2 separate regions of the Homo sapiens genome follow, and region 2 is linked to region 1. The links are chromatin contacts, found by Hi-C or POLR2A ChIA-PET in ENCODE. All regions are on one chromosome and are shown on one strand. Each heading gives the region's core, a stretch centred on a gene start or an enhancer-like site at or near the end of the contact. The rest is flanking DNA. Distances are from core to core; before and after follow the strand shown. Region 1 holds the start of RPRML (reprimo like). Region 2 overlaps LOC101927060 (a long non-coding RNA gene).

Evidence for each region. A loop is a pair of places that touch in the nucleus more often than their neighbours do. ChIA-PET counts read pairs that join two places held with the same protein, here RNA polymerase II (POLR2A). Pooled maps may share reads with other maps.
Region 2: a pooled map shows a loop between it and region 1 (2.1-fold over the local background). The contact joins the enhancer-like site here to the promoter of RPRML in region 1. A Hi-C loop is called at or near these places in 1 of 50 pooled maps. POLR2A ChIA-PET finds 5 or more read pairs at or near these places in 2 of 52 experiments (CD4-positive, alpha-beta T cell and H1).

What each region holds. Positions count from the first base shown.
Region 1 is chr17:46,976,771-46,980,974 of GRCh38, reverse strand. RPRML (reprimo like) reads left to right here and starts at 1,722. Exons shown (of 1, transcript NM_203400.5): 1 at 1,722-2,819. The coding sequence starts at 1,968. The coding sequence ends at 2,330. It also overlaps a transcript of LRRC37A2 not described here. RefSeq lists a silencer at 1,600-1,779 and enhancers at 2,257-2,936, 2,937-3,617.
Region 2 is chr17:47,066,306-47,070,522 of GRCh38, reverse strand. The region is part of intron 2 of LOC101927060 (a long non-coding RNA gene); the gene reads left to right. Among named protein-coding and RNA genes, the nearest start is that of RPRML, 89 kb to the right of the region's middle. RefSeq lists enhancers at 1,373-1,872, 1,873-2,374. Within about 2 kb of position 2,967, at least 38 of the 41 ENCODE cell types and tissues checked have a DNase peak (open chromatin) inside an H3K27ac peak, as active enhancers do; they include CD4-positive, alpha-beta T cell, where a contact is called at or near this core.

The DNA of each region.
Region 1 (4,204 bases), core at 473-2,972:
ATGATAACAATGTTGGGGGTGGGGAGCCCCCTTTCCCCACAGGGCATGATTGTACACTGGTATATTTCTGGAAAGCAATTTAGTAGGAAGTACTTTTTGATTCTTTTTTTCTTTTTTTATTTTATTTTATTTTATTTTTTTTGAGACGGAGTCTCGCTCTGTCACCCAGGCTGGAGTGCAGTGGCGTGATCTCGGCTCACTGCAAGCTTCACCTCCCGGGTTCACGCCATTCTCCTGCCTCAGCCTCCTGAGTAGCTGGGACTACAGGCGCCCGCCACCACGCCCGGCTAATTTTTTTTTTTTTTTTTGTATTTTTAGTAGAGACAGGGTTTCACGGTGTTAGCCAGGATGGTCTCGATCTCCTGACCTCGTGATCCACCCGCCTCGGCCTCTCAAAGTGCTGGGATTACAGGCGTGAGCCACCGCGCCCGGCCTACTTTTTGATTCTACAGGTCCATTTTTCAAAATACAATCTAAAGAAAAATCAGTTTTGGCACAAATACTTTGTTACAAGGCTCCTTATGGTAATATTGTTTCTGATGAAAGAAAAAAGAAGACAGAAAGAAAGAAAGAAGAAAGAAGAGAAAGAAAGAAGAGAAAGAAGAAGAGAAAGAAAGAAGAAGGAAGGAAGGAGAGAAGGAAAGGGAGAAGGAAGAAGAAGGAAAGAAAAACTCAGACATCCAGCAGGAAGCTTGGTTAAATAAACTGTAGTAGTCCATACCTTAAAATGCCATTCCTTCACTAAAAATGATGTTGTAGCTCAGTAGTTTGTGCATCACGTGGGAACTGTTAGAAATGCACATTCTGGGGCCCCATCCCACATCTGATTCAGAAACTCTTGGGGTTGGTTGGGGTGGGGAGGTTGGGGGCGGGAGGTGGAAGCAATCTGGGTTTTAATAAACCCTCCAAGGCAATTCAGAGCCATAGCTGTAGAGGACCATCGCTAGGGAAAGTTACGCTGTTAAGTGAGGAAAGGTTGGGAGGCAGTAAGCAGGAACGGTGCATCCCCATATCTGTTATCTAGAGAAAGGCACAAATAGAAAAAGTCTGGGAGGAGTTTATACCCAGGTGATAACATCGACACTCTCTAGGAGGCAGATTATAAAGTTTTAGAGTAATTTCGGTAATTCATGTTTTCTAAACTAGTCTACAATGACTATGTTTGTGTAAAAAAGAAAGAAAAAAACAGTAATTTATTTTTTAATTTAAAAAAAAAGTTAAATGGGACCAAGTTGAGAGGAGGGTGTAGGGAAGGAGGCAGAGAGCCCGCCTCGCCGCGACAGCTTTCACCCCGGGAAAGCTGTGAGGCAGGACCGCCCAGGAGACCCGGGGCCAGTGGAGTGGGCAGCGCCAGGGGTCCCGGCGACTCATCTGATGTCTAGCAAGGCTTACGAGGGCTTAAATAATAAGCGAAGAGAGTCAGGGCAGATTCCGGAATAACTTCACTGCTAAGGGTATCAAATCCTGGAATGGGCACCTTGGAGAGGTTTTCTAGCCAAGAACGGACAGCGGGTGCCAGGAGGGGGTGGAGTTTCGCCGGCCCGCGGACAGAGGCTGCCGGATCTCCCGACCCCCTCCAGCACCGGGACTCCGGGGAGGCTGCGCCCGCGGCGGGATTCCCGCCCCTCGGAGATGCCGCGGGGACCGGCGGGGCGGGGCCGGGCCGTTGCTAGGGGAGGGGCGGCCAGGCGCGCGAGGAACCCAGCGGGCGACCGCTAAGCACACTAGGTTCTCCGGCTCCAGCTCCTGCGCCGCCTGTTGCTCGCTCCTCCGGGCGGTCGCTTCCCGCCCGGTGCCCAGGGGTAGGCGGCCCGAGAGCGCGCAGGCAGCCAGCCTCCCGCCTTCGTCCCCTCCCCGTACCGCAGGAGCCGGTCCGAGGGGTCCGGAGCGTCCCTGAGAGCGCGGACCCCGGCGAGCAGCCCAGTGCACCCGGGACTGCGCGCCGAGACCCCCGGCGCCGCGCGGCGATGAACGCGACCTTCCTGAACCACAGCGGCTTGGAGGAGGTGGACGGCGTGGGCGGCGGCGCCGGGGCCGCCCTGGGAAACCGCACCCACGGGCTGGGCACGTGGCTGGGCTGCTGTCCAGGGGGCGCACCGCTGGCCGCCAGCGACGGGGTCCCCGCGGGGCTGGCGCCCGACGAGCGCAGCCTGTGGGTGTCGCGGGTGGCGCAGATCGCCGTGCTCTGCGTGCTGTCGCTTACCGTGGTCTTCGGCGTCTTCTTCCTGGGCTGCAACCTGCTCATCAAGTCCGAGAGCATGATCAACTTTCTGGTGCAGGAGCGCCGGCCCTCCAAGGACGTGGGCGCAGCCATCCTGGGGCTGTACTGAGCGCCATCTGGGTCCGCCCTCGCCAGCGCTGCTGCAAGAAGGACCCCGGAGACCCGGACCCTCGCCCCGCTCTCTGCGCTCTGCCGCCGCCTCCGGGCGGGCAGCTACGTGCCTGGGGCGCCCGGGCGGGGACGCGGCGAGACTGTCGGCGGGGGCGCGGGAAGGGACTTGGACGCCCGGCTCTGTCCTGTGTGCGCTGCAGCGTTGCGGGGTGGGAGAATGTGGGGTGAGGGTTCTTACCAGTTTTTTTTGTTTGTTTGTTTTTTAAGACGTTCGGGGCAGGGTGGGAGTGGGTATGGAGATGCAATTTGGGACTGCGGTCGCTCGCGTGGGAGTTTTGTGTGTACGTTGGTGCGGGTGGGTTCGGAACACGGTGCGAGTGGGTGAAGATGTGAAGCGTCAGAGTCGCTGAGCTTGTTGGCCTGATCTTGCGTTTGGAAAGAAATCTTGTAATAAAACTGCAGCCGTAGGGCTTCAGGCAGCTTCCCACCCGCGCCTGTGAGGTGTGTGTGTGTGTTGCGGGGCGGAGGGCATGTACCCTCCTGGCGGACACTTTGAGCCCCGTGGGAGACATCTAGCCCCTGCGTGGACGCCTGGCTGGGGAGCCCACAGGTCAGGTCAAGGATCCTGGGGCTCCACGCGGAGGCCAGAGCGAGGAAAGGCAAAGGGAATCGTTTTCTAACGCCAACAGCGGAGAAGGCAGGTCCTGTGGGACAGCCAGACAGCTGGTGAGATTAATTAAATCACTGGATATATGAGTCTAATATGAGATGAAACAAAATCAGTCAGCTGTGTCCAAAACGAAGAAAATGTGAACAAGGAAAATTCAATTTGGCAGAGGGGAAAACTAGATCTAGTTAAAAGTTTAATTATAAGGCCAAAGCCCCTTCTAAGGGCTTGCTTTGTCCCTACCCTTATAGCGGACAGATGAGTAGACGGAAGAAACCCCCTTGTTGCATCCCATAGGGGTGGGGGTTGGCGGCTTTGTGGTGAGGAAGTCCCAGGATGTTTATTATACAATGGAGAAAATGGCCTCCAAACGCAGTTGCCTGCAGGGGACTTGGAGCCTCCCATTACAGGATGCCCCAGCTGCCCAGAAACCCACGCCTCCTGCAGGTGCTAACTTCCCTTGCAGCAGTGTGGAGCAGCAAGAACTGGCTACTCCCTAGCGGACAGCGAGAGGACAGCTCTGCTTTCTGGAAGTTGGGGACAGGGGGACCTGGGGACACTGGAGGAGAGAAGGCTGGGCTTTCTGGCCTATGTATCCCCCACTACACTTAGTCCTAGTGCCAACCCCGCTCAAGCGGTTCTTGGAAGACTTGGTCGGGGAGAGACTGGATTTCTCCCTTTCTTCTCTCTTTTGCTGTGGGTGGGAGTGAAGAATAACGAGGAAGGTGACTGAAGTCTTAGCTGCTTTTAGCTAAGAGAAGCGAAGGGAATGCGATCCCGTGTATTTGGCACTAGTTTCATTAGGGAGAGGCTTGGCACAGGTGGGGTGGGGGAGTTTCTCGAAGGCACAGATGGTCCCTGGCTATGAAGGATCCAGAGTCGTCCTGGCTCCCAAGTGCTCCTGTGTGGTCAGAATTATCATGATCAGGATGTGCCCCATCCCCCAACCCTGGTCGTCCCAATCTCAGACCTGGGAGAATTCAGGCCAGGCCAGTGAGGGGAGGAACTGACACTCCTTGTAAAGTGTCTCTGGGGGAAAAACCCCGAATGTGGAGAATGTTCTGTTGATGGTTTGGTGTGACTTGCAGGAAGTCCAGCCTGATCTGGGGACAGCAGCCTTCAGTGACTCAGGCAACCTGGATAAGTGGCTTCGTCATGTAGGTGGTGCAGTTATCTGGAGTCTGGGCTGCCCTCAGTGGTTTGGG
Region 2 (4,217 bases), core at 1,718-4,217, 88 kb before region 1:
TACCTGGCTGTTCAGAGCCACAGCCTGGCTTTAAGCCATCCAACTGCTGTACCAATTGATGAGTCACGTTTTTTCAATTGGAAAAGAATGACAAAGTTACCCTCTGATTCAGAAAGGCAGCTGATCTTTCAGGCATGTGAGTGCTGACTGAGGAAACCGCACCTCTGTCCACCTGAGGAAAGTTGGATTTCTGTGATGGGTGGGGTGGTGGGGGTTGGAGCTTTGAAGTAATTAAATACCAGATGAAGGGTGAGAAACTTCTAGCTTGTGATTCCCAGACTCAGGGCTAGTGGATGAGGGCAGAATCTTCTCTATATTCTTGTCCCATATCCCAGAGGATTCTAACAAGGACCAAACTCTGAATGAAAACAGGACCATTGCCTGACCCATTCACCAGTGTTTGGCACACACTGGTGCTCAAAAAATAAGCTGTTGAATGAATTGATTAATAAAATAAAAATGAGGCACGGGGCAGGTATCTCCATTTCACACACTGTGGGAAGTTGGGGTATATAACTCTGAAGTGTTAAGATGACTGTGGAGCTCCTTCCATTAAGTCAAGCTGCCAATAAGGCTGAAACCAACTTAAATATACTAATGGGAGGACATTGAAGGTAAACAGCATTCATTTTTTCAACGGAATAAGACTATAAATGGCAAGCAGAGACAAGGTTCTTTGGGGCCCTTTAAAACTGTGGTCAAATGGCCCACCCATCTGATGCCAGGTCCTCAGGATTCAGAGAACATGTGTACCAAAAAGCCCCCAGGAAACTAAATGCTAGCATGGGACTTGGGTGCCTCTGGAATGTCCTTCTGCCTCAGCTACTCTGAGATAACATGGTTCCCTGTGTTCATGGAACCCAGATGGCCAAAAGTCAATGATCCAGCACTTATAAGAAAAGAAAGCCATTCAAGAGCCTCTGTACCCACCTAGGCCTCAGCCTCCCCAGGACCTACTCACCTATACTCTTCACAACAGGTAACATTGCCTCTGGCACCCATCACATCCCCTGAATTTGGCATCAGGATTGATCTGCCATCAGCTCTGGCAGGGAGAGGCCCTTACAAATGCCAGGAAAAGAAACATGAACAATATTCTGTGACCACAGCCAACACCACACAGAACTTCCCAGAGGCTCTCCAGGGCAAGAACACCAACCAGAAGGAAGGGGCAGCTTCCATCATTCTGTGCTAAGTGAGCTGAGTGAGTGGCCATCTCTCACCTTCCAGATATTTGAATGATACCTACCATTCCAGCAGCCAGCACAAGTCATTTAATATGAATGCCAGAAACACAATCCCTGAGGACAGGTGCAGGAGACCAGATGCCAGGAAAAACCCCGGCTGACCCAAGAGTTGGGGAGAGCCCACTGCTCCTCCACCCTTATTTACCACCTGAGCCCCTGCACCCACCAATCATGCTGCTCAGTCTCTAACTGTGGGTCTGAGTGAGCACCTACATTTGGCTGTTGAGGGGCAGCTGGTGGAAGGAGACTCTGCACTAAGTTCTCAGGTTGAATGGGAGTGGGGTCGAGGGAAGCAATGGACGCAGAGTTGGGGTAAAGACATGCGGTGGTGTCAGCGGGGGTGAAAGGACACGGAGATGTCATTTTTTAACAAGATTGGGTGAGGGTGGTAGGAAAGGAGGCAGTAAGAGTTCAGGACAGTTTAGCAAAGACTTAGGGATGGGGTGTCCTCAGGACGGCAGGAGACGGAAAAGAAGGTATACAGTGGCTAGGAGACTAAGGATGAGAAGACACTGTTAAGACTTGGAATAAGGCTGAGATCGGAGTTATCCAGAAGAAAGCGGTGAGCTCAACAGGGCACCAACTTCCTGGGGCTGGACTACGGCTGCGCAAATCCCACCCAGCCCAAAAAAGTAAGTGTGAGGAGAGAAGGGAAAAACTAAAAAGGAAAATCAGAAAAAAACAAAAGAGATGGACGGCAGTGCGTGCGCAGGGGCAGTACCCATGCCGTTGCCCGGCCTGCCAGCTGCAGGAGCAGGAGAACTCGGGAATGAGGAAGAAACCAGGAAATGACAGAAAGAAAAAAAAAAAAGAACGCAAATAGAGAAATGGAAAAAATAAGAAAGATTGGAAAAAACAGAAATTTTGAAAAAAGGATAATACTAAAAAAATAAATAGTATAAAAGGAAGGCAAAATGTTAAGGCATGTCAAAAATTATCTGTAAAAGTCATAAAAAATGCTATAAAAAGAATTTATGCAAAACATATTATATAATTTAAAACTAATTTGGCCTCCTAAATGTAAAACTATTAAGTTTATGTGCAAGGTGTATAAGGAAAATAAAATACACTTTTAATAAAAGGATTATAAAGAGGCATAAAAATTTGAATTCTTACCTACATTAAAAGGTCAAAAAAATTTGTTTTAAAAGTTTAAGCAAGTTTTAAAATGTTAATTATAAAAAAAATTCTGTGTATAAACATATCGGCTAAAGTTAAAGGGGTATCATCCAGTTTTTCTATGAACTGAACATAAAAATAAAAGCACAATAGGTTTTTCTTAAAGCACTAACCTGCTCTTTAACAAAAATTATAAAGGGTTAAAAAGAATCTATAAAAATCTTACCTTATAGTCAAACGTTAAAATTAAATAATATCTACAAGGTTTTATTAAAATGTAGTTTAACATTAATAGTACACTAATATAAAGGTAAAATTTAACTTATCTCTTATAAAATCATACAGGAAACATTATCAAACATAAAATGATGTTTGACTTTCTTTATTCTAAAAACTAATAAAAATAGGTGCTAAAAATTTTCCAAATGAAAATAAATATTGCTAAACCAAAGAGAAATGTTATCTAAGCCCCGTATAAAAAATAAATAAATCTTGTTCCAATTGCATCAAAAAACCCATTAAGGGCCCTCCAGCACAGGGTTAATACCAACGAGTTTCCACCTCCAGCTGCTCCTAGAGTGGCCACAGCATGAGCCATCTGGTGGGGGACCTAGCCGCCAACAGACACTTCCTGTACAGGGGAGGGGGGAGGGGGCCAGGCAGCCGTTAGACAGCACAACCGAACCCAACACCGGGGCCCAACGGCAGGGGCTTGGGCAGGAGCAAGGTCCGAGGGCTGCCAGGTAAGTCACAGGGCCACTCATCCCTAAGGCCACAACGCAAGGGAGCAATAAAGGCCACAGGGAGGCCAAGACCTTAAGGGGAGCCAGGCCGCCGCGTCCCCTAGGCAGCGCTCAGCGGGGAAGGAGTTGGAGGTGTCACTATGGGGCCTCAAGCCCCAAGATGTACAAAGTTCTAAGAAAAAACCCCAAAGTTTCCTTCAAAAGCAACATAAGAAAAAGTTAAAAAAAAAAAAACTTAAGAAGGCACTAAGGACTTATAGACCAAAAAATACCTATAGTTTGCCTTACTTACATTCTACTGCTAATGTCCCCACATTTAAAACAAAAAATCAGTTTCTCAAAAATTATATACTTATTTTCCACTTTCCCTTCCCTCAAAACTAAAAGCCTTTTAGCACAGGTACCACCCCTAACATTTCCAGTACACCAGCACCAGCTTGAAAACCACGTCCTTATCGAAAGATGTAAAAAAAAGAAAAATGCAAGCCAGCCTAGGAAGAAACCTACCTTAAGCTGCTGACCACCAAGACTGCCATTCGCACAGCAAAAAAATAAATTAACACGTCGTACCCAAGTCGAGAAAATGTCATCACCATAAAAGTCATAGGCCATTGCTCCAGGGTCAAGCCCTACCAAATTAAAACTAAAAAAACTTTATCTATCTTTTCTCTCCTTCAACTACTTCCCATCTTATTAATGTAACTAAATCTAACTCACCTCAAATTATTACTTTTAATGCCTGTTTAGTTATCACTCCTCTCTTACCAAATAACAAAACCAAAGTCTCTATAGTAAAAGTAAAAAACCTAAGGCAAACAACAAGACATCAAAATATAAATGCCTGGCTAAAATAAATGAAATATTCCGTTCACTCTTTAAACAAAAACAACTGTTACACTTGTGCGCACGGTGAACCAGAGGTCCAGGTTATCCACTTTCCACTCAAATAGTCTTCTAATCAACAAGACATAGACGACATGGTATCTCCTTTTCAAAATCCTACAGCCTAGGATAGTAAACTGTACCAAACTCTCTCTGCTATTTCCTGAAGTGCAGTAGTACCCTGCGGGTCTGCTCCCAAGAGCCATCCAGCCTCCCATCTTCCAAG